Linked DNA regions of Homo sapiens: regions 2 and 3 are each linked to region 1. A link is a loop called in an ENCODE intact Hi-C map of the cell type or tissue named here. Cell type or tissue: heart right ventricle. All regions are shown on one strand.

Region 1 (8,000 bases):
CATTAAACAATGCATGGCTGTAGCTGAATTAGGATTCAAACCAAAATTTGTCTGACTCCTAAACCTTCCCTTTTCTCTCTGCCTTACTTGATAATACTAAGACTGAAGTTCTTAGGAGCCAGTAGACCTGAATCTTGAAAGCAGTTTGGAGGTGGACCAGTCAGAACAGAAACAAAAGTCTACAACTTGAGTCCTCCAGCTTATATTGGGCTTACTCAGTGATCAAGTTTCCTGGGCCAGTGTCAGGGGAAGTAATGTCAGAGTGTCTCCCCCTTCAAGATACTCAATGAGAGGACACAGGGACATATGTCCTGATTGCTTTAGACATCCAAATGCCCAAAGCAGGAGACCAGACAGTCTGGCATCTTGGCCTTGGCATACTCTTCTGTAGTTATGAGATAATGAGCATATTGCTCCTTGCACTAGAAAGATCGGATGTGATTTACTCGCTAGTGATTGCTCAAAATCCATGAACCTTCAACTCTCATCTTTTCAGCCTCACAAGAATTCCCAGCTGCTTGTGTATCTGTGTCTCATTTCCCTACAGATGCAATATGGGAAAGGAGGACTACAAGGTTAACTTTAGAATAGCCACTGGGGAACTACCAGATATAGGAAGAGGAAGCAGTAATACAAGGGTTTTGTGAAAACAATTTTGGTGTCCTTGCCGGGCTCGTTCTAGGACACCTCATACCCAGAGGGAGCAATCAAGTAATGTCCTATGGGAGAGGATTTTGGGAGGATTACATACCAGTGACTGTTACCCAGAAACTCATGAGACTGGCTTCTGTGACATAAAAAGCATGATGTCTGCCCAAAGTTAAGAGTTTCTATGATCTGTTTGGGGTTTGGGGATGCTACAAGAGGTTTTTATAGCAGGCTGGTGGTTAAATTTGGAGAGACTCTAAGCAACTCAGCAGCCAGGATCCCAGGGTTCCTGTAAACAGCAGAGTTGTGATGTCCAGTTGAAACCATGCACGCAAAGAGCTTAGCAAAGGGTCAGCCATATAAAAGTGTTCAATAAGTGGAAAGAGGAGGGAGATGTGTAAATTTTTCAGAAGGCAGGGCATTAATTTGAGCTTGTAGTGACCTGAGGCTGTTGTATTCCTGTATTAGTCCATTTTCATGCTGCTGATAAAGACATACCCAAGACTGGGTAATTTATAAAGAAAAAGAGGTTTATTGAACTCACAGTTCCATGTGAGGCTGGGGAGGCCTCACAATCATGGCAGAGGGCAAAAGGCATGTCTTACATGGCAGCAGGCAAAGACAGAATGAGAGCTTGTGCAGGGAAACTCCCCCTTATGAAACCATCAGACCTCCTGAGACTTATTCACTGTCATGAGAACAGCACAGGAAAGACCTGCCCCCATGGTTCAATTACCTTCCACCAGGTCCCTCCCATGACATTTGAGAACTGTGGGAGCTACAGTTCAAGAAGAGACTTGGGTGGGGACACAGCCAAACCATATCAATTTCTGTCTGCCCTATTCACATCTTTTAGAAAAGTTTAATGAGCCCAGTTTACTGATTAGGTTATGTGGAAATGGCTAAGGTCCTTTTGGGGTAGACTGGATCTGTTCAAGGGAAGTAAAGAAAGAGTGGAAGGTGGTGTTAATAATAACAATGTGATTTCATAATGCCATTCTTCAATGTGTAATTGATTGAACACCTAGAGTGTATTAGGAACATTATAAACAATCACATATAATCTCCAACATTTCATAGTCTGCTCACACTGAATAAATGAAGAAATCCAATCTCAAACAGGCTATGCAACCTGTCCATGAGAGAGGAAGACCTGGACCTCTGATCCTAACCTGTCTGATTCAGAAGCCCAGGTGAGGCTAGTACAGCAAGGGAGAAGGCTATGAAGGGGGTGGGGAGCAGGAGGCATGGCAGGCACTTTGGTCCTTGCTATAAGCTTTGGCATGCAAAGAGCTTTTGCAAAGCAGCACTAGAAATCACCCAAAGGAAGCCATTTGTAAGGTTTTGTGTGGACCAGGGCTATTGGTGTATCACCTTACTCCTTTTCCAGTCAACAATTCTTAAATCACTTTGTTCATGTCTCTCATTCAGATTGGGCTGCTATGAAGAGGACAGACAGGGCAGGAAAACATAAAATGACTGGATAGAAAATTAATAATTTAGGCTTTTTTTCAAAGAGAAGATAGAGGAGATGAACTGTTTTAGATAACCTAACACATCTAAAAAAATATGCTTAGGTGCTTGAGTTTATTTTAACCACAGCATATTTCACAGGGCTCTCACAGCTGATGTAGTAGCAGGGAATAACTTAGCAGCCCTAGAACAAAGTTATGCAGTGTGGTGGGGGAGTTTCTCTATTTCCTTGTTTTTAATTCCTGAAGAATCAAACCTTCTGTGTAGGCTGCCTGATATAGGCCATGGTCTTGTTAATGTCTCCTTAATTAACAAAGGGATTTTTATTTATCCAGTGCAAAGCTTTTCTTACCTCCTTTCCCTATCCCCCAAACCAGCCATGCAAGTCAGCACGTACTGAGACCTCAAAGAAATCCAACAGTGGACTTAAAAGAATCCATGCAGCCAGCTGAAGAGGAGTTTAATAAGCTTGGCCTCTCTTTTTCTTCTTCTTGTATTCAGCTTTTACAAGACTCTCAATATGTTGGCTGCAGGAAAATTCTGGGGCTCTGAGAGGTCCAGGAGATGGAGGGCAGTCGGGGAGCTGGAGATGGTAAGGGGTGTATTGCGAAGGTGACTAGAAGTGTGGCTTGAACCACAGCCAGGGATTGGACAATTCAGAATTGCCACAGTCTCATGCTCATGGAAAAAACTTGGCAAAGTATAGCCAGAAACGTAGGCCTAAGTTTTCAGCCCCTAGGACTTCAAACTGCCTATGTTTCCTTCCCCTAAAAGCCTCAGGCTAGCTTTGGTCTGTTTTTCAGAGAGTCACAGGCTGGTCAGGTGGAAGTGGACTTTGACCTGTAGGCTATCTGCAGGCTGAGTCAGAAGCCCAGGTGAAGGATGGTAGAGCAAGGGAGAAGGGTATGAAGGGGGTGGGTGGGAGTGGGGCATGGCAGGTGCTTTGGTTCTTGCTATAAACTTTGGTATGCAAGGAGCTTCAGCAAAGCAGCACTAGAAATTACCCAAAGGGAGCCATTTTTAAAGTCTTGTGGGGACCAGGGCTATGGCTCTCTGAATAGTGATGAAGGCCTTTTAGGTTGTCAACCTCTTGGGAGTAGCCCTACTCCTGGCAGACAGCACTGAAGCTGGCAGGAGAATCTATGTTGTAATTGGCGGCCTCCATGTATTCCAGAGAGGGAGGAGGGCCCACATTCTCCAGAGAGATAGTGAGATGAGGGAGGTGCCAGGTTTTCTGTGATCTTTGACTCTCAGCTGAATTACTGGGGAGAGAACCAGCTATAAAGACCATAAAATTGCTTTGGTAATCCCCTCTGAGAGCTATCTATTAGAAAAAAAAAAAGGGAGAAAAGATGATGGCAAAGTAAGAAATGATTCCCAGGGATCCCTGGGCCCCTGTGTTTGAGAATCTTTTCTAAAGGCCTCCTTTACCACCCCTGGTTAAGTCATTAAAACATAGAGGGAGGAAATCCAGAGCTTCCTGGCTATCAGCATGGTGAGACATCAGACTGCCCCTCTGTTGAGTCCTCAGCAGTGGTAGAGACATTTAGCGCTCACTTATTATTCAGGTGCTCCCTTTGCAGTTGGATTAGGCCCATTTGATTAGTTCTGGCCGATAGCTGTGATCAGCAATGATCTGTGCCATACTGGGGCCAAAGCAGTAAAGAGGCATTGTGCTACCTCGATCTTTCTTTACCTTGCTGGGGCAACCATGAAAGGCATATGCTGAGATGAAGAGACAACTTGATCCTTGAGTCCTTGGTTAGAAAAGAACCCTTACCAGGTTACAGAGATTAGGAGTTTGCCTGTGCCAAGCACTAACAATAATTATCGTGATTAAAATGTTGGTATCAGTGTCATGCTGTTTTGTTGTTGTTGTTGTTGTTGTTGTTTTTTTTTTTTTTTTTTTGTCCCAGGGACAGTTTTCCAGCATACAAGTGTTTCTCCAGAATTGGCTGATGGAGGCCTGGCTCCATCTAGTCTTGTAAAGCCTCCACAACTTTTTGCAAGGTTCTTTTGTGGAAGCTGTGAGTATTATCCAATCCCAAAAGAATATCTCTGGATTGTTAAGATCTCTGCGACTCAACAATTGGAAAGCACTTCCTATATGTCCAGATAGCTCTTACTGATGCCAGTCTACCAATCTTCTGGCTGCCCTAGCCACAAACCATAGATATGATTGCATTGATTCATTCAACAAGGATGTGTTTGGTACCTGCAAAGGTCCAGACAGTCTTCTGGCATTTGGCCTGCTTCATGGCCCTGCCCTTGTTCTTGCAAGATGGTGATTATCTGACGTGATGGAAGGCACCATACCCAGGAGCTGAGCAACATGCTGACACATATCAATTATCTCCTCCCAATTTCCCAAGAACTCATTAGATAAGAATTATTTCCTTGTCTTTTCTTACAGATAAGGAGACTGACTTCCAGAGAGTCTCCTGGTCACAAAGCCAGGAACTACACAGCCTTCTCAGGTCCTGATTCCACGGCTTCTGTACTCTTTTCAGGAAACATGGATATTCCAAGATTGCTTCCCAGATTAGTCATGATGAGGTTCTGAGAATATGGATATTCTTTCTGTGGTCAACTTTGCTCAGTAATCACAGACCTCTCCCAGTGGTCACAGGTCTGCTGATTAAGAACTATAGGACAAGAGAAGATGTTTCCTAAGAATCACAGAGTAACGTGCTACTCATAGATTCTGTCGTAGATTGGAGGAAATCTGGCCCAGTCCGTTGACTTCTTCTGGAATCATAGCACACTTTGTTCTGACCACTTTTACCCATTAAGTGGATTTGTTGAGGAGGAGATCAATCCTATGATCTCTTTGGATGTCTATTTTCTGTAGTCTTTCTTGTGTTGGCTGGCAGGTAGATTTTGTTTAACTTAACTTCTCTTGTTAACTTTTTGGCAGTTCCAAAAAGTTAACTTAAGAGAAGTTAAGCAGAAACCCAATGCCAGTGGAATCCAGAAGGCTCTGTCCACACTGCAAGACCTCTTCTTAGGTAGAAAATAAGGGGGCTGGGTGTGGTGGCTCACGCCTGTAATCCCAGCACTTTGGGAGGCTGAGGCGGGCGGATCACAAGGTCAGGAGATCAAGATCATCCTGGCTAACATGGTGAAACCCTGTCTCTACTAAAAAAAAAATACAAAATTTAGCCGGGTGTGGTGGCAGGTGCCTGTAGTCCCAGCTACTTGGGAGGCTGAGGCAGGAGAATGGCGTGAACCCAGGAGGTGGAGCTTGCAGGGAGCTGAGATCGCACCACTGCACTCCAGCCTGGGTGACAGAGCGAGACTCCGTCTCAAAAAAAAAAAAAAAAAAAAAAAAAATAAGGGGAAGAGCATGTCCAAAGCCAGGAAAAGAATGATGCCAGACCGTTTATCCCTATACTTTCTTTCTGCCTCACTCTACTCCTCTTTCATCTAACCCTGAAATTGTGTCCATCTTGAGAGATCAGAAATGGCAAAATGGCAGGTCACCATTCTAAGAGCATTTTCTTTGATTTGGGCTTTAGTAATGAAGGAGAGTTACCATAAATTAATCCATCAAAGGGGTGCTATAAAATAGATCTGTGGCCTAGTGTGAAGTTTTAGTAATAATGATTACTGGATGGGAGATGGGGTGAAAGGTGGAAATTAAATGAAATTGTCCAAAGTCAAAAGGAATATTCCACAAGCCAGAATGCAAGAGAGAGAAATGGACTCAAGATGCAGGCTAACGAGTCACCTTGTTGCAGAGCCAAAGAAATCGCCAACTCAGTAAAATATTGCCTTTGATGCATTTGCTCTAGGGACTTTGTCTTTAATGGAGGGTAATTAATTATCATCATCTACTCTTACTTAGTAATAATCTTTTATAGGCACTTGGGCATTCCAGATGCATGCTGTTACCTAATATTTAGGCTGGAGGGAAGTGGTTTTTGGGTGGATGAAAATTGCATCCCTGGAGAGCTTCTGACTTAGGGCACATTCTCCTCAAGATTCCGTGACTCATCAGCTGTATGGAGCTTTGGAAGCTAGGTGTCTCAGCGGGGCCTGTGGAATCCTGAATCCACACATGCAGGATTGTCTAAGGGAGTGAGAACCAGTGGACACCACCCAGTTCCTTCTCAGGAGACAGAACACTGTGAGAATTCTGTCTCTATCTAGTCTTGTAAAGCCTCCACAATTTTTTGCAAGGTTCTTTTGTGGAAGCCCTGAGTATTAACCAATCATAAAAGAATATCTCTGGATTGCTAAGATCTCTGCAACCTGAGACTTATATGCAACTGGCATATTATGCAACCAGCATATTATGGATTATTCTTCAATAATAGAGAAGTTATTGAAGAATAATCCATAATATGCCAGTCTCCCTTCTGTCTCTGTCCTTCCTGACGAGCATTGGGAAAAGCATTTCACTTCCTAGGTTGCAACTCTCCAACCTGAGTTGGGCATAAAAGGTACTTTTGCTCTTGACTTCACCCAGAGCATCTTCAGTTCATGAAGATGACTAAGCTCATCCAATTGAAAGGCATAGAGCTCTTTAAGAACAGGTGCAAAATATCAGCTATGAAGGTTGACTTCACAATGATTACATGCTTTGAATCAGAGTTGCGGCAACTTGCCATTTAATGTCTCAGAACCTCTGCCCGCACCTTGTTCTCTGGCCAATTTTTGACAGAGAGGTTGTTTTCTCTCTTGAAGGTGCACAGTGAGAAGGGGAGGGGAGGGAACTAACACTTAGAGAATGTTGAGTTGGTCAAGTATTTTGCTAGGGTATTTCATCTGTGTTATCTTATTTAATCCTTACTACAGCTCTGAGGTTGTGCAATTCATTTTACAGATGGAGAAAATGAAGCTCCAAAAAGTTAACTTAAGAGAAATGAAGCAAAACCCAATGGCAGCGGAATCCAGAGGATTCTGTCCACACTGCAAGACCTCTTCTTAGGTAGAAAAATAAGGGAAGAGCATGTCCAAAGCCAGGAAAAGAATGAAGCCAGACTGTTTATCTCTGTGCTTTCTTTCTGTCTCACTCTACTCCTCTTTCATTCTAACCCTGAAATTGTGTCTATCTTGAGAGATCAGAAATGGCAAAATGGCAGGTCTGACCTTCTCAATCCCAGCCTGCATTCTTGATTGCAATATCACCTTTCCATCACCTCCAACCCTCCAGCTGCTGCTAGAAGAGACACCTGCTCTCCTCCCTGCTCCAGGGCTGGAACACATTCCTCCAACCTCCCTGCCACTGCCCCACCCAGAGCCTCTCCCTGGCTGCTAGAGTTGTCAAGCCCCTGATGACAGGGAAATCGGAGAAAGAATGTGGGGTGCCAGGTTGTGTCAGGTACCTGATGCCCATCTGGGAAGATACATGGAGTGCCTGGCCCTGTTTGAATTTTCTGGACCACTGAGAAGACAGAATTCCAAAGATAAAGTTCCTTCCCTTTCTCCACCATTGGCTCTCCTTTCTGACGGAGCCTGCTGGCGTCAGTCTTTGGAAGAGAGGAAGGAGACTTCAGGATGGCAGGGCTGTGGATGCTGCTTCTGTGTTCTCTGCAGGACACCCCAGCAGCCACACTTGTGGTGCTCAGTTCTGGAAAACACCTCTTACTCTGTCTCCTCTGTCTCTCTCTCTCTATCCGACATTCTTGACATTTTCTCGCCTGGACTGTGACAAGAGAAACAGTAACTAAAGAGCCAGTACTGAACAAAAAGAGGATGCTTTAATTCTAAGAAGTTGATTATCTCTATTCCAGCTTCTGTGAGGACTGAACTGGAATGAGAAATGTGAGATATGTATGTGTGTGTGTAAGAGGGAGTGAGGGAAGAAAACGTGGGAGTGGAGAGATTGAGAGAGAGAGATCACTAAAGTTAGACCCCAAGAAGAACTTCCAGCC
Region 2 (8,000 bases), 100 kb before region 1:
AGGGCCTTGTCTTCAAGGGTTGAGCTTGGTTGATACAGGGGGATGACCACATAGGTCCACTCAGTGGGGCCCAGGAATTGTTTCTTGAATTCAATTGAGTTGACTGGAACTTGGAAGTGGACTCTTAAATTCTGTTTCATATTTTCCTACCCACTGAAGAAGGCCTGGTCTGATTTCATTTGAGAATTCTTTGTTCATCATGCTAGGAGTACCCCCAAGAGATTTCTGAGGCAGCAGAGTCCACATAACTGCTGAGTTTATCTCCAACGAGGCTGATTTTTTCCATATATCAGTCACATAGTTCCCAAGGCCCTTTCCTGTGGTTGCTGATGTTTCTTCAGCAGCAAGAATTAGCTTGGGTCTGAATTAGCTTACTTGTTGGGCACATATATCCTTTGTCCTGGTGCTCCCTCTGCCCCAGCATGATATTTACATGTCCACTAGAGCAAGCATCATGTTTTACTGTGGCTTGTGTTATTTTATCTGACTGTCCTGTTAGACTACGGGCAGCTGGAAGGTCCAACCGTGTCTTATTCAGTTTTTTAGAGTGACAGTTCTTAGCAAAGTGCTGGGGGCTTGGAATACTCTAGCAGCTCAGTAGATGTTTATGAATAAACTAATGAATGAGGTTTTGTCCTGACTTGCTCTCTAAGTTCATATTTCCTTCCATGGCAAGACAAAAGTAGTAGCTGTTAATTCTGACTTAGAGTGGAATGCTTCATGGACCCAAGTGGCAATTGAGCTAGTTCCTTAGAAGGCAGTAGAGTGGAGTTGGGTGTGGTAGCCATGTAGAAGGTGAGGGGAAGATCAGTGTGGGTCACGTGCAGCGTGTGGTTGGAGACTAATGATCAGCTTAGTGTGGCTGTGGCACCGAGGACACAAGTAGGTGTAATAAGAATTGAGTTTAAGATTGTAGATTGGGTACAGATCATGACGGACTTTCTATGAAGTGTTAGGGGCAGCTTGGAATTAATCCTCCGGCCAAAGGGTCAGGAGCCAAGGAAGTGTTTGAAGGATATGAGAAAGTAGATTTTGGTAGTAGTTGTAGGGATTTAGTTTAGACATTTTGGAGGGTTTTCCAAGGTTAATGGGCCTGAGTTATCAATCTCTCAGGCATTTGGAATGATTATAAATAAGCTTCCTGGGATCTTTTAAGGCATAAGGCATGGTCCTGGTCAGTGGCCCTAGGAGAGGATTTATATAGTGACTGAGATGTCTCCAGACCTAAGAAACTCCGTTTGCAACTTTTCCTCCTAGGAATAAGCCTGTATGGATGTGGTGTCCTGAGAGGCTCCAGGGCGGGGCATCACTATTGGAATCAGCCAGAGGTCTCCAGGCCTTCAGGGGACATTAATTAAAACCATCACCATGTGGCCTCTTCAGCCCAAGGGGTGATGAATTGCACTTGAGGTGTGTGCAGTACATTACCCTTTGGCTCAAGGGTGCAAGCTCTGTGTCCTTCATGACATTACCTAAGAGTAATTCACAATATGTTCTAGAAGGCTGCCAGGAAGTATGAAGAGCAACTTGTACACTTCTGGATTTTCTTTCCTCCAATCACCATTGTTCCCTGGAAGAAGGGGCATCTTTATCCCTGGAGTCTGGATCACAATCCCACATCTGAGTCCTTTTATTAATTTCCTGGTGTAGGTTGGGCTGGTAATGCAGACCTCATATCATGCAGAGCAGAAAAGGACCTTGTCCTTCCTCCAGCTCTGGCTGGAACAAATGAAGCCCAGGGGTTGCTGGTGAGGGCTTAGTGGAGAGACAGTCTGTTGGTTCATGGCCAGAGTAGAGCCCTGGAGAGTTCAGGAAGGCCAAGAGGAATTTTCAGGGCTTTAGAGAGGAGAGCTGAAGGTTGGGGTCACCTGTCCCTGCTCACCATTAAAAAGTGAGGCAGCAGAATCTGTGCCTAGTCTGGAGGGCTTCCAGTATCCCCCAGATTTCCCCCACCTGCCTTAAGCTTCCTTCTTTCAAGAGCTGATGTGGGTTTGGAAAACTCTGACAATCAAGCATTTGCCAAGGAGTAGGAGTTGCAGTGGTGAGGGGAGACTTGTTCTTATGGACTTTTCTTGGATACAGGGCACAGGGGGCAAAGTGGCACAAAATGCCTGGTGGGCCTCCTTTATAGGAATTTGTCCACCAGGTTTGCAGAGCTCACATTTCCTGAATTTAAAACACGCATGCACACAACACACACACCACACACACCACACACACACACACACACACACACACACACACACGAGTCATGCATTACTTACCAACAAAGATTTGTTCCCGGGATATGTCATTAGGTGACTTCTGTCATTGTGTGAACATCGTAGAGTGTATTTACATAAACCTCAACCGTAGAGCCTACTAAACACCTATGCTACTGTATGATATAGTCTGTTACTCCTAGGCTACAAACCTGTACAGCATGTTACTGTACTAGATACTGTAGGCACTTGCAACACAGTAGTATTTGTATATCTAAATATATCTAAATAAGAAAAGGTACAGTAAAAATATGGTATTATCATCTTATGGGAACCACTGTTGTATATGTGGTCCATCATTGAGCAAGACATCATTGTGTGGCATATGACTATATACACACACGTACATATATGGATATATGTATACACACGCACATGCATACATGCAGAGGGACCATTTGATAAATAGCATGCATAGGTTTTTGTGGATGAAATGCCCTGTTGGTCTGTGTTGTGTTGTTTGCCAGCAATCCCCAAAACATAGAGATAGAAGCCACTGCAAATAGAGACCACCTTGCTCTCTCCTGGCTAAACTATGTGAGGCCCTGAACAATAGTATTCCCTCAAAGTGGCATTTATGAGTTTTAGGGGACTGTGTTGAGAGGATGCTGGATTTGCAGAAAGCATTTTTTTTTTTTTCTGGCTGTGTTTTCCCAAAAGTCTGAGATGAGAGGCTCATCTGAATACTGGTCCTGCAGGAGGGAAGGAAATCAGAACTGACACTGGGAATGGCTCTCTCCTGGAATACTCCTTTGCTGTGAGCTATTGCTTATACCAGCTGGGAAGCTCCCCCCATGCTTGGCTTGTTCTCAGAACACTGTGTGCTGAGTCTGTGTGTCTGGGCTTGGAAAGCCCTCAGAAGACAGCGCAGGCTTTCCAGACTGCAGAGATCTGAGGGACTCCTTTGGACCCTGCAGAACTGACTTATTAGCTGGAATTTGGTTTTCACCCATGGTGCTGATGTCTTCCCCATGCCCTGTGTAGCTTAGTGAGAATTTATATTAAAACATACAGGCCACAAAATAGATGCCCTTCCCTCTTTTTGGGTTAAGGTCTTAGGTCCTCAGACTCTGGTCTGGTTTCCAAAGGAACATATAGGTCCCTGAGTGTTGAAAGGAGGCATGCTCTGCTTAGTTAGATCAGGGAAAAATTGAGCTCAAAATTCCTCCTTTTTTTTCCCCTCCCTTCTTTGTTCTACATTCCCATAGTTATTCCCCTGAATTAAACTGTTAAATCAGGCTTAGTTATCTAACAATCCAGAATATGGATTGTTTTCCAGATTTCCTCCTAAGAATGTTAGCATGACTTTTCCCACTTCAATACTATCTACCTCTTGCCTTTAGACAGGGGAAAACAGAGGCACAGAAATAAAAACAAAAATGTCCATCTGCAATTTTCGCTCCATCGCTACACCACTGGCTTCCTAGTTCGGTGGTACACAGTAATGCCCATGAGACCCAGAAAGAGGTTTGTCCAAAACATCTTGGTGGAGCTGCTCTGGATTTTGCTCTGGGAAGATTAGTCCGTGGCTCCACTCTGAATTCGTGCTGTAGTCTTGGGCACACAAGTTGGCTTCTTTGAACCTCGGTCTCTCCCCATGCAAAATGAGGGGGCTGATTTAGGTGGTCTCCAAAGACGCTTTTATTTCTGACATTCCCAGCCCTCCGACCTCCTCCCAGCATGCTGCCGCTGCTCCAGCAGGCAGGCTCGCTAACACATGGATTTATGTGGGCCACTGGCTTTCCCCAGCAGCCCATTTCCGCAGCTTATTACCAGAGGGACAGAAGTCATTAGCCTGCTTTGCTTACTGAAGGCTTCACTCTCGAGATTTTATGTAGTGGTGGCAGCTTTAACCCCCCGGGCTCACAGCAACAAAATTTCGGTTGTACTTTATTAATCCTAGAACTGAAAAGTGAGTTCAGGGAGCATTTGTGGGTGAGGAGAACAGAATGCCTTGAACTTTCAGTAACTGCTGATCTCAGTTGAGTTGGGTAGGGACAGGGCATGTGTAGGAATACACAGGCCAGGAAGGTGATTTGTGTTTCTTCCTTATGATGGGACATGCATACTTAGATTAATAATGGGTATTAGTAGGGGTGGGAGGAGTAGCTGTAACATTATGTGGAAAGCAAGTGGGAGAATCATGAAAAAAAATAATCCCATAGATGGAGAAGAATAGAAAGAAGGAAAGGAGCATTGCCTAGTGTTGGTTATTGATGGTTAAGCTCAGCTTTTATTTATTCAATAGGCCTGCAGATGTAGACTTCTAGTATTTTCTCAAAGAGTCAGAAGAATAGGTTGACTTTACTCAGTTGTGGTGTTTTCAACAGGGACCCAAAGACTTTGGAACTTGAAGTCTGAAGAGTAGGGAGACTTCTTCCCAGGAGCTGACACTTCTGGAATTTCTGCCACAGGAACTAAGTGTTTGTTTAGCATCAATCCTATGAGATGTTTAGCAAAAAAAGACGTGTCCCAATAAATTCTGAAAATTCTGCAAACTCTCTCTTTTGGTGAGAACGTTGTACAATACTATAGCAACGTCTCTGAAATCCTGTAGGGTAAGGGAAACTATTTAATTTTGTTTAACCTTGAGGCACTCAAGTGTATTTGAGAACAGAGTCATTTAAATTTTGAAACAAACATCTACTAATCCCACACAACTGGTGTTCTATGGCTCTGACTTTGGGAAATGCTACCCCTTGGTGAACTCTGCCAGTGGATGCTTTGCTGCACAGTTGCAGTGCCTGATCAGGGTCTGTGTGAGTGGGATTTTATTGCTCTCTAGATCCTGGGAAGGACATGTACATGGATCTATATTTCATTTTTGATAAAGCAACCAAGGGCATCCTAAAACTCCAGACTCAAGGTATAAACCAAAAATAAATAAAATAAAAACAGAGCAACTATAGTCAGTGGTGTAACAGCTAGCCCACTTTCAAATCTCCCACTGGTGACACACGTAAGTTGAAGAGGGAGGAAATATAGTAGCGAGTAGATAGAAGCGGGCAGTTTGCCTAAATTAATGCCTCCATCTGGAGAGAGAGAAACCATAATGAAGGCTATCTTAGGCTGTGTTCTTAGAACAGAGAGCCTGAGGCTAACATGCTAACATCTTACTGAAAAGTGCAGTCCTAAGGTGGCAAGAAGGAGGGCTACAAAAGATGAAGCAGGAAAGGAGGGAAAGGAAATACAAACTTGTGTGTTACTGAGTTTGCCACAGCCTTACAAGAAGACACACAGTGAGCTGTGTGTTCCCACGGGAAATCTTTGGAGGAACTGTAAGAAACAGTGTCGGAAGATCTTGGAACAGTCCTTTGGAAAAGCAGAGAGGAAGAAGAACTTATCTGCTGCATCCTTCTTGTCTCTTGCCTCTTATATTCAGAGGCTACCCTTTGAGGCAGCTGCTGGGAAAGCCAGAGCCTCCATGCATCCAGCTGGGTTAGACATGGGCAATAGAGCTGCTGAGCCTCACACCACAGCAGGCATGCTAGAGGCCATGCCAAAGCCCAGCTCCTGCTCTGTGGGGTGGCTGAGATGGCTGGCAGTGTTAGAGGATAAGGTGATGGCAGTTGGTAACATCTGAGATGCCAGTGAGCTAGCAAATGAGGTCCAGGGGCAGGTGGGGCCAAGCCAATCTGGAGAGAAAATAAATGGAGTCTAGCATAAGGACTATCTTGAGAAATAGAAACAGACATAATTCCTTTGGAGGGAGAATGCAGTAAGTTACTTTTTTCCAGTGTCAGATTTTGGGACCTAGGCATGATGATAGAGGATGGACAAGATAGGGCCAGGGAGTCAGAAAGCCAACAATCCCATATTGTCTTTTGACATTTGGCAGAAGCCACATCTATGCAGTGGAGGATGCCCTTGAGCCACTTTTCTGTACTCTCCCCAAGTAGCAACTACATCCGGGGGCGATCTCCAACCTGGTCCAGAAGATGGGGGGCCTTGTGTTTTAGGGGTTAGTTTTGCCTGTTCTTGCATCCAGACTATGGCAAGTTTATTTTGGTTGAAACTTGGCTCATCTACTCCCAGAGACCGATGCCTCCTTTGTATGGAAACTCTCCTTCACTTTGTGGTTTCCAGACGGACACTTGGTAGGCCTGGCCCAGCTGGAAGGCCATCTAGAGTTACATCTTCATAGGGGCTCAGACAGATTGTTTTCCTCAAGCTTCTCAAATGTTTTGCAAATGAAAAACAAAAAGGGGAAAAAAAAGAAAAGGAAAAAAGCAAAACAACCCCTCCCCTTCCACCACATAACTTGGGCAAGGACCTAGGGTGGCTTCTGAGTTTCTGGTCTATAAGAACAGAGCATCCCCTCCTTCTGGGAGGTAGAACACTTAGCACAATGTTTTAGAACCATGGGGCAAAGCGAGGCTGAGTAGGAATCAGAGGTCTGTGTCTGGGCATGAGGTTTAGGGGTTGGGCTGATTTGAACACTGAGTTCATCTCAAGTTGCCATTTTTACACTGTAAGCTGCTAGCAGGGTCAGGGTGGTTATATAACTTTCCTAAGGTCACATGGCAGCACACAAGACATTGGCTGTAACTCAGGCATGCCTGAGTCCAAAATCTGTTTGAATCTCTTCCTTACCCCATGGGGTAATGCCTCCCTTCAAGGCTCCTAGGCCTAGGCCTGGTGGGTGATGATGATCGAAGGCTTCTTGAGGGCCTTCAATTCCCTGTGGAGCAATTGCATAGTACCATCCTCAGAGGTGAACATGATTAAATTAAGATAAATTTAGAACCTGGGAAACTTGGACATCTGTCAAGGCTTCCCACGTTGACATCCTTTCCTTATCCCCTTTAGGGACTGGCTCTCCTCTGCTGCTAGAAAAAGCCATTGTGGCATTCCTGCCTCTGGGTTAGGCCTGGGTTTCCTTTTGGCTTGGTTAAATTTCTGATTTGTTCCTGGATGTGGCCTCTGTTTACTGCTGTGACTGCCTATGGCAAAGGTCACTGTGGTCATCCCCCAGCTTCTGAGCACTGGGATTCCTAAAGAAGTCCACAGTAGAAGAAAATGGTCTTGCCTGTTTTTGCTCTAGTTTGTAATTTTCAGATTCATCAAAGTGCCATTTATTAATGCATTTGGTTTTAAGTACAACCTTTGAAAAAGTTGCTTTAATTTTGACTTTGCTTGGAACCTTCCAGACAACTTATGTCATTGCTTAACATACAGGGCCATTTTTAGCATGATTGTTATTACATCTCAGAGAAATAAGATTCTAGAACCAAAGTTCCCTAAGAAGGCCCAAATCGCCTAAATATACAAGGGTTATGCTAGAAATATATGTGTCCCTTGGCACTTCTTAGATGCCATTTTATTTCAAAGGCAGAAGGGGCTTACTTCTTTATAAAGACCAATACAACTCTCTTTGGATAATTAGAAATATATTCACTAATAAAATGTTAAATCTGGGAAGGATCTTTGAAAGCAGGTAGGCCAGTGATTTTCAAATATATTTCATGAAAACCTGGGGCCTCGTGAAGGAGTTTCAGGGATACTACAAACATTTATTTTATTCACATTTCATTCTAAAAAATATGTAAACCACTTTAAAAGTTCTAATAAAAGTAACATATATGAGATGCCACACTTTTATGTATTTGAGAACTCCAAAAAGTATGTTGTCAGGTTGTTAGGCAATGTTAGTTACTATAAAAAATTACACAGTGGTTCCAGTAAAATTATAGAATAAAGCCTAAAATTGGTGTTCTTGAATGCTGGGCACCTCTCCTG
Region 3 (8,000 bases), 120 kb before region 1:
TTTGGTCCTGGTTTCCTGTAACAGCTATGTCTACTGCCACCATGGCACCCAAGAGCTGGAAGGAAACCTAACTAGGTCACTTGATCTGGGACACTTGGGATTGAGCTCACTTTCTGCCACAGTCTAAGTTGTGGGAGACTTTTCCTTTCTGAGTTATTAATTCCCAGGGCTGAAATAAGGAGGTTTGGCTGGGTGAACTCTGAGATCCTGTCTAGCTTTGATAGTCTGTGATTCTATGGCCTGGTTATTGTCTTCATAGCATTACATATATCCAGAGATTTCTCTAGGAGTCACAGTTATTCTTTAAAGAGGAAAACAGAGTTTTGGGAATACACTACATTTGGGAAATGTATCTTCCTGATACACTATGGTAATTATGGAGGTTGGGCCATGGGTACCACACACAGTGATTTCCAGAGAAAATCAAGTATCACATGAGGTAGGGCCCCTTCCTCATCCTTGAGCCTCTGGGGCTATGGCTAAAGTTTCCATTGAGATGCCTGATCTTCTCCTGGGATCTTCCTCCAGTCTCATGCATAAGTCTGGTCCCAGAGCTAGGGGTTATCTTGAGCCACGTTGGCTACATGAAGCTGTTTTCTCTGTATGCTCTGATCCAAGTGAGGTACTGAGATCCATGGTGGAGCTAAAGGACTGTGGGGGACATAGAAGCGGGTCAGGGTTGGTAGAGGAGACTCAAAGCTAGTGGAGCACCATGAAGCCTGTGTCTTTGGAGTCTGACAGATCCAGGGATTAATCTGACAATGACCACTTGCCAGCTCTGTGACCCTGGGCCATTCGTTTTATTTCCCAGCCTCACTTTCCTCATCGAGAGAAGTTGTTAACCCTCTGGTGATAAAATTTCACCTACTTTTGAGAGTGGCTAGGAGGACGAAAGAAAAACATTTATGTAAGGCTTTCTCTCATTTCCTAGTTCACGCTAGACATTCAATTCATGAGTTTCCTTTCCTCCTCCTTCTTTAAAACTTCTGGGATGAAAGGTAAAGAATAGAGAGCCATCCTGGAGAAAGAAAACCAAGGATGATTTGGAAGTGACCTTGACATACAGGAAGGACCCACACATATGCGTATCATGCCCTGAAGAAGAGAGAGCAGCTGCGGCCATTTCAGGAAGTAAAGAATTTTGTGTAACTGCAAACACACAGAGCCAAGGTGTGGGGTGGTAGTGACAAAGATTATATTACCTGCAGAATTATCTTTCAGCCCATAGATTGCCAGGCTTGGATAGGCACCAAGGAGTCCCTCCTCGCACTTGTCTCCTTTTCTCTTTTCGTCCCTACTTTGGGGCACTCCCTCTGACTCTCTCCCCACCCTTCCTGGCCACTGTGAGTCAGAGAAGCCCTCCAGACCTCTGTAGAAGTAGGTGGTGCTAGTTCAGGTTTCTCAGTGTGGAGCACAGATTCCACACGTAAGCCTTTCCCTTGCTAATACTGGTGACCTCTCAACATGACCTCACAGAGTTCATACGCCAAAGGAATTTCTTCTCAGATAGGTAAGGAGGGGGAGCCAAAGGAGTGAGAGGACCATCAGTCCTGATCTATCACATTAAAGGATGCCCCAGTAACCACTTATGAGACTCCATAGACTTACCTCATGAAGTAGCTTTAGGGATTTAGGCTAGACATAAAGAACATTCTAATAATGAGGGTTAAAGCTCTTGATCAGGTGAGCAATGCAAATTTCACACCCCTTTCAACTTACTACATTTTAAAAAAATAGAAAAGAAGATACCTTTAAAAAAATCGTCTTCTAAAATCAGGGAGATGGGAGACAGAAGCCCTCAAGACACTTTTTTCTCTAAGCTTGCGTAAATCAGTTCAGCTATGTCTGGGTCTAATGGGATCTCAGGTAGGGCACTGCATGAGCACTCAGGTAGGGATTCAGTTCCTTCTGAGCCCCATCCTTGTGCTTCCCCAATCCCTTCCACACATGGACCCAGACCCAGATTTGCAGCATGGGTTCTCTCCTGCCTGTGTTTTGCAAAAACCCGCCTTTGTTCTGGTGCCCACTCTCAGCTTTCTGTGAGAACAAAGAGGAAGTCCAGCTACAAACTGTCCTCTTGCAAAGTAATTAAGTTCATGGCATGGGGGCTGGTGCTCTTCAGGGCTGGCCAGCATGGGAGGGTTGGAGCCTACAATAGGTCTGCCAGGAGAGACCTGCTGGTTCTCACGTCCTTCCAGCCCCTAGTGGAGGTGGTGCTTCCACACGTAGTTGCCCAAGTGGTGACGTTTTGGGCACAAGGGACTCATGAAGTGTCCTGGGTCATGCTGGCACAGTTCACAGAGCCACGACTTCCTGGCTCCATTGGTCACTGGGATACTGCAGCCTCATCCACACGTGGCAGTAGAGGGTGTTTAAGGAAGGGCTTTTTTCACTCAGAACCTATGAGTCAGCTCATAAAAGAGAAGGCTGGGTTGCCAAGGGCATGTTTTCGGGGAGGAGAAAAAGAGAGGACTTAGTTATTCTTTACAGAGTGGATAGGAGCCAAAAAAGTTCTTTCTTCACTGAAAGAATAGAGAGACTTAAAAAAAATAAAAAAGGAAAGAATTTAAGTTAGAACTGAGATCTAAGATGTTTCAGCCCTAGGACCAAAAATAGAGAAATAGGTTGGATTTGTTTTTTGTGGATATTCTTCAGAATGGACTAGAATGGATATTTGATAATCCTAGCTAAGGGCAGCAAAATGCACTGGATGTGTGATGTACAAGATACTTGCCATAGGCAACAGATCAGAAGTAGTCCGGGGTGGAGGACCATGGCATCTTCTAGAATCTCTGCTATGGATTAGAAGTATTTTAGCAATGTTTTCTCTGGAGGCTGCAACCAGAGCCCACAAAGGGATTATTAGAAGGAAGGTTTAAGCTGACTAGAGGGAAAAACATTTGAATAATTAAAGCTGTCTAACAGTGAAATGGACTGTTTTACTAAGGCAATAAACTTCTGAATTCAGGGGGTATTTAAATCAAGGATTCAAATCTGGAATCCTTTGGAAGGTTTTTTCCTACATTGGAAGGGTGAAATTGATGCCCTTTACAGTGCTAAGGGTGAAATTGATGCCCTTTACAGTGCCCTTTAGCACATTTCTTATTCATCTATTTACCTCTAAAGGTTAATGCACTTAGAGCTATAATTCATTTTGATTGAAAAGCTGCTCCATTAGGCTAGGGTTTGTTCATTAATTTACTTATCCTTTGAACACCTACGGGTACCAGGCCTGGAGATACAACAATGAAAAAGACATGGCGACTTTGCATATGGCAGGTTCTTGGTATATTGGGAAGGCAGAAAGGAAACATAAATTGCAACTCGGCATGACAGGGGATGAAATAGAAGCACCAAGAGCTGTGGAAACACAGAGAAGGGAATAAAAAGCATCTCCCTCTCTCCAGGGGAATAGGAGAAGGCTTTTTAGAAAAAGTGACTTTTCAACTGGCAGCTTCCTCCCAATCTAATTCCATTCCACTCCAGTCCTGATAGGCTCACTGAATGTCTACTATGCGAAAGGCAAAGAGAATAAATGCAAGCATGCGTTATCTAAAGAGCTATTCAGCTTCAGATGCAAGTTCATATTTGTGCCTTGGGACGGGAGACACATATGAAAAAAATCTGGTCTTTAAGGAGCTTCCAGTGTCACAGCAGCCCTTCCTTCTAGGCTATGTGTCCCCTACTCTGGTGTAGAATTTAGATCAGAAAGGGGGTAAATTGGGTGGACATTTCAAAGCATGGTTTCAAAGGGCAGCAGTGGAGAATTTGTTTCTGTGGCTCCCCTGCTTTTCCTTGGAGTGGAGGTGGTACTCCAATGTGTGGTCGTCCCAGCGATGCCACTGTGGGCATAGGGGACAAAACATACTCTGCTGGGTCTTCATAGCTCCAGTTTGCAGCCCTAGGTGAGGTCTGTTGAATGCCAGCAGGAGGCAGGGAGACACGTTTTGTGATTTGCTTCTCCTCTGCATGTGGCAAAAGGTAGGCAAGGCTCAGGTGCTGGACGGAGGAAGACAGAAATCTATGGCTCATACTGTGGTATCATTACCATTGGGATGATGGAGAAACCCCAGGTAGCTCCAAACGTGTTGGTGTATAAATCAGCACCCAGCTATGAGACAAAATATCTGGTGTGGTTTTTAACAGAGGTAATTTAACCTAAAGAATTGTTAACTAGGGATTGAATGTTCAAAGGGAACCCTAAGACATCACAGAGTTGGCCGGGTGTGGTGGCTTAAGCCTGTAATCCCAGCACTTTGGTAGGCCGAGGCAGGCGGATCACTTGAGGTCAGGAGTTTGAGACCAGTCTGGCCAAAATGGTGAAACCCTGCCTCTACAAAAATGCAAAAAACTAGCTGGGCATGGTGGTGTGCGCCTGTAATCCCATCTACCCAGGAGGCTGAGGTGGGAGAATTGCTTGAACCCGGGAGGCGGAGGTTGCAGTGACCCAAGATAGTGCCGCTGCACTTCAGCCTGGGTGACAAGAGCGAGACTCCATCTCAAAAAGAAAAAAAAAAAAGACATCACAGAGTAGCAACTGCAAGGAAGGGGTACCATCCTTAGGGCCAGGGAAAGAAAGAAAGACGTTGGAATTATTACCAGCTGATGCTGGTCTCCCAGAGGAAGATAATGAGGATGGTACTTTGGGTGATGGAAAAAAGTGGCTGCTACTGGAATGAAATGCAGCTGCCAGGGTGAACGTGGCCCGGTAACACCTCCAGAAACGAGAAGCAAGGAAGTGGAACAAGAAGCAGACAGAAGGGAGCAGGCACCTTCTCCCCTCTTCCAGCCTTGCAGTCTCTCTCTCTAGTGCCCTCTATTGGCAGACCTTAGCAGGAAACTATTAGGCACAGCAGAAATGTGGTTTGCTGGGTCCCAGCTCAGGGACTCATAAAGTCAAGAATAGAAGGACGGATTTGCAGTTGAAGTCATTAGCTTAATAATTAGCTCAGTTGAACTGCTGGGGGAGGTGTCAGACCAAGGAATTTGCCAAAAGAAGCCAGGTTGGCTTCTGAGTTAGTTAAGGGAATACTAGCTACTGAATCAGACGCAAGCTCAAAAATGTATATGAGCTCAAATACAACTTTTTTTCTAGCTCTTATAAAGCCCAATATGGGTGTTTCTGATCAGTGGGTGACTCTCTAGGCAGTGATTCAAGGATCCAAGTTCTTTCCATTTTATGGCTTTGCAACTTCAAGTCTTCCAAGTTTGCATATTCATCTTTATTAAAACAGCAAAAGAGGACAGACCATGAAGTACATGAGGTTTTCATGTGCCAGGCCTAGAGGTGGCACCTTTGCCCACATTCCATTGGACAGAACTCAGATATGTGCACATAGCTAACTGCAAAGGGATGCTGGGAAACGTAGTCTAGCTGTGTGCCCAGGAAGATGTGGGAAAAGGAGAGATAATTGGCCAGTTCTGCCACATGTTCGGCTGACCCTACATAGGTTAGCTTTTCAGCAGTACTTTCCTATGAACACAGGCTGACCTTAGCTCATTCCACAGGTGTCTTCAAGAAAGAGGAGCTTGAGGATGTGGGAAAGATTGTATGAGGAAATGCCCTCCAAAATCATAATTTGTTCTTTGCTTCAATAAAACACGGGCTTGTGTTCTCATAGTGTTTTTGATTTTAAAAAGTTTTTCCTTTCATTCCAGTTCATTCCTGGGAAGAAAAGAGGGTGGTAGAGGAGATTCTTTCCAACTCTTTTTGCCTTTTTTTGTTTTTAATTAATGAACTAATTCACATTCACTGTCAAGAAAAATAAAACAACAAAATTCAAAGAATATACGTAAGATGAAAACGTATTTCTGCCATTTTTTGCTTGCCTTTTGATTTTGCTTGTGATGTCTTTGTATAGAAGTGTTTTATATTGTACTGTTGTAAACTTTATTCATTTTTTGGTTATGTCTTTCCCCTTCCCTATTCCAAAGTCATAAACACATTATCCGATATTTTCTTCCAGTATTTTTACGTGTACATTGTTTAGATTTTTAATCCATCTGGACTTTATTTTTGTGAATGGCATGGCATAGAAATTTGATTTTGTTTAGTGTTTTAGCCAGATGACTAGTTAATTGTCTATATATTACCAAATACTATACCCTTCTCCAGTTATTTGAAATGCTACTTTTATCATATCTTAATTCCTTTCTATGCATGGTGTATTAGTTTCTATTGCTGTTGTAAACAGTTACACAAACTTAGCAGCTTCAAACAACACAAATTTATTAATTACAGTTATGGAGGTCAGAGTCTAAAATCAAGGTGTTGTCAGGGCTGTGTGGAGGCAGCCATCTGGGGGCTCCAGGGGAGAATCCGTGTCATTCTGTCTCCAGCTGGCCACATTCCTTTGCTTAGGGCCCCCTTACATCTTCAATTCATCAGTGGTTGGTTGTCTTTCTTAGGCTGTATCACTCTGAAGCTGACTCTCATGATGACCTCTTCCATTTATGAACCTTTGTGATTACATTGGGCCCATGTGGATGATCCGTGATAATTTCTGTCTGTTTTCTGTTGCTTATAAGAGAATACCTAAAACTGGGTAATTTATAAAGAAAGAGACTTTATGTCTTACAGTTATGGAGGCTATGAAGTCCAAGGTTGGGCAGCCACATCTAGTGAGGGCCTTCCTGCTGGTAGGGACTCTCTTCAGAGTCCCAAGACAGCACAGGACATCACATGTCCAGGGTGCTAAGCATGGTAGCTCAGGTCTCTCTTCCTGTCCTCATAACGTCACCCGTCCCACTCTTGTGATTCCTCAGTAACCCATACCTCATTAATCCATGAAGGAATTACCCAAACACTTCTTGTTTTTTTTTTTTATTATTTTATTTTATTTTATTTTATTTTTTGAGACTGAGTCTCGCTCTGTTGCCCAAGCTGGAATGCAGTGGTGCAATCTCAGCTCGCTGCAGGCTCTACCTCCCAGGTTCAAGCAATTCTTCTGCCTCAGCCTCCAGAGTAGCTGGGACTACAGGCTCCCGCTTTGTATTTTTTAGTAGAGACGGGGTTTCACCGTATTAGCCAGGATGGTCTCGATTTCCTGACCTCGTGATCCGCCCGCCTCGGCCTCCCACAGTGTTAGGATTACAGGCGTGAGCCACCGTGCCCGGGCCAAACGCTTCTTAAAGACTCTGCTTCTCAATTGACTGCCACACTGGGGTTTAAATTCCAACATGCAATTTGGAGGGGACAAGCATTCAAACCATAGCAATCTTCCTATCTTAATCAAGGTCAGCAGATTGATTCCATCTGCAAACTTGATTCCTCCTTGCCATGTGTTATGGACTGAACTGTATTCCCCTGTCCCCTCCAGTTCATACGTTGAAGCCCTAATCACTGGTATCTCAGAATGTGACTGTATCGAAGGATAGGGCTTTTAAAGAGGTAATTATGGTAAAATGAGGTCGTATGGATGTGCCTTAATCCAATCTGACTGACATCCTTATAAGAAGAGGAAATTTGGACTCATGAAGAGACATCAGGGATGTGCATGTACAGAGGAAAAGACCATGTGAAAAAGCAGCAATAGGGCATCCATCTGCAAGCCAGTAAGAGAGGCCTCAGAGAAAAAGCAACCCTGTTTGTTCCTTGACCTTGGACTTTCAGCTCCAGTACCGTGGGACAATAAATTGCTGTTGTTTAAGCTACCTGGTCTGTGGTATTTTGTTACGGCAGCCCTGGCAAGCTAATATACCTCATAGCCTAACATAATCACAGGTTCCAGGAACACCATCTTTGGGAAGCTATTGTTCTGCCTATGACACATTAGTTGATTTGTAGGTTTTCTATTCTGTTGCATTGATCTACTCACTTATCCCTGAGCTAATACCATGTTTCTACAATTACTAGGGTGTTATTTTGTTTGGTAGGGTGAATGTCCTCTTTTGCTTGTTGTTTTCATTCGCCTGCATTTATTCTTGCATATCAATTTTAGAATCATCTTGTCAAGTTTCCTAAAAATAATCATTGCAATACATTTATAGATTGATCTGGG

The links. A loop is a pair of places that touch in the nucleus more often than their neighbours do. Peaks named below come from ENCODE experiments on the same cell type or tissue, not always from the same donor. Only the 100,000 strongest peaks of a DNase experiment are listed, where the experiment ranks them.
Region 2: it touches region 1 in a loop (2.4-fold over the local background); 7 of 110 quality-filtered maps call a loop at or near these places.
Region 3: it touches region 1 in a loop (2.0-fold over the local background); 7 of 110 quality-filtered maps call a loop at or near these places.

What each region holds. Positions count from the first base shown.
Region 1 is chr2:217,525,862-217,533,861 of GRCh38, reverse strand. The region is part of intron 2 of DIRC3 (disrupted in renal carcinoma 3); the gene reads left to right. Among named protein-coding and RNA genes, the nearest start is that of DIRC3-AS1, 250 kb to the right of the region's middle. In heart right ventricle, no CTCF peak of the experiment used is centred here; a DNase peak (open chromatin) is centred at 3,271; H3K27ac peaks cover 363 bases.
Region 2 is chr2:217,627,301-217,635,300 of GRCh38, reverse strand. All of the region lies in intron 2 of DIRC3 (disrupted in renal carcinoma 3), which reads left to right. Among named protein-coding and RNA genes, the nearest start is that of DIRC3, 160 kb to the left of the region's middle. In heart right ventricle, no CTCF peak of the experiment used is centred here; a DNase peak (open chromatin) is centred at 3,080; H3K27ac peaks cover 3,189 bases.
Region 3 is chr2:217,647,757-217,655,756 of GRCh38, reverse strand. All of the region lies in intron 2 of DIRC3 (disrupted in renal carcinoma 3), which reads left to right. Among named protein-coding and RNA genes, the nearest start is that of DIRC3, 140 kb to the left of the region's middle. In heart right ventricle, CTCF peaks have their summits at 4,627 and 4,826 (motif pointing left); DNase peaks (open chromatin) are centred at 2,286 and 4,797.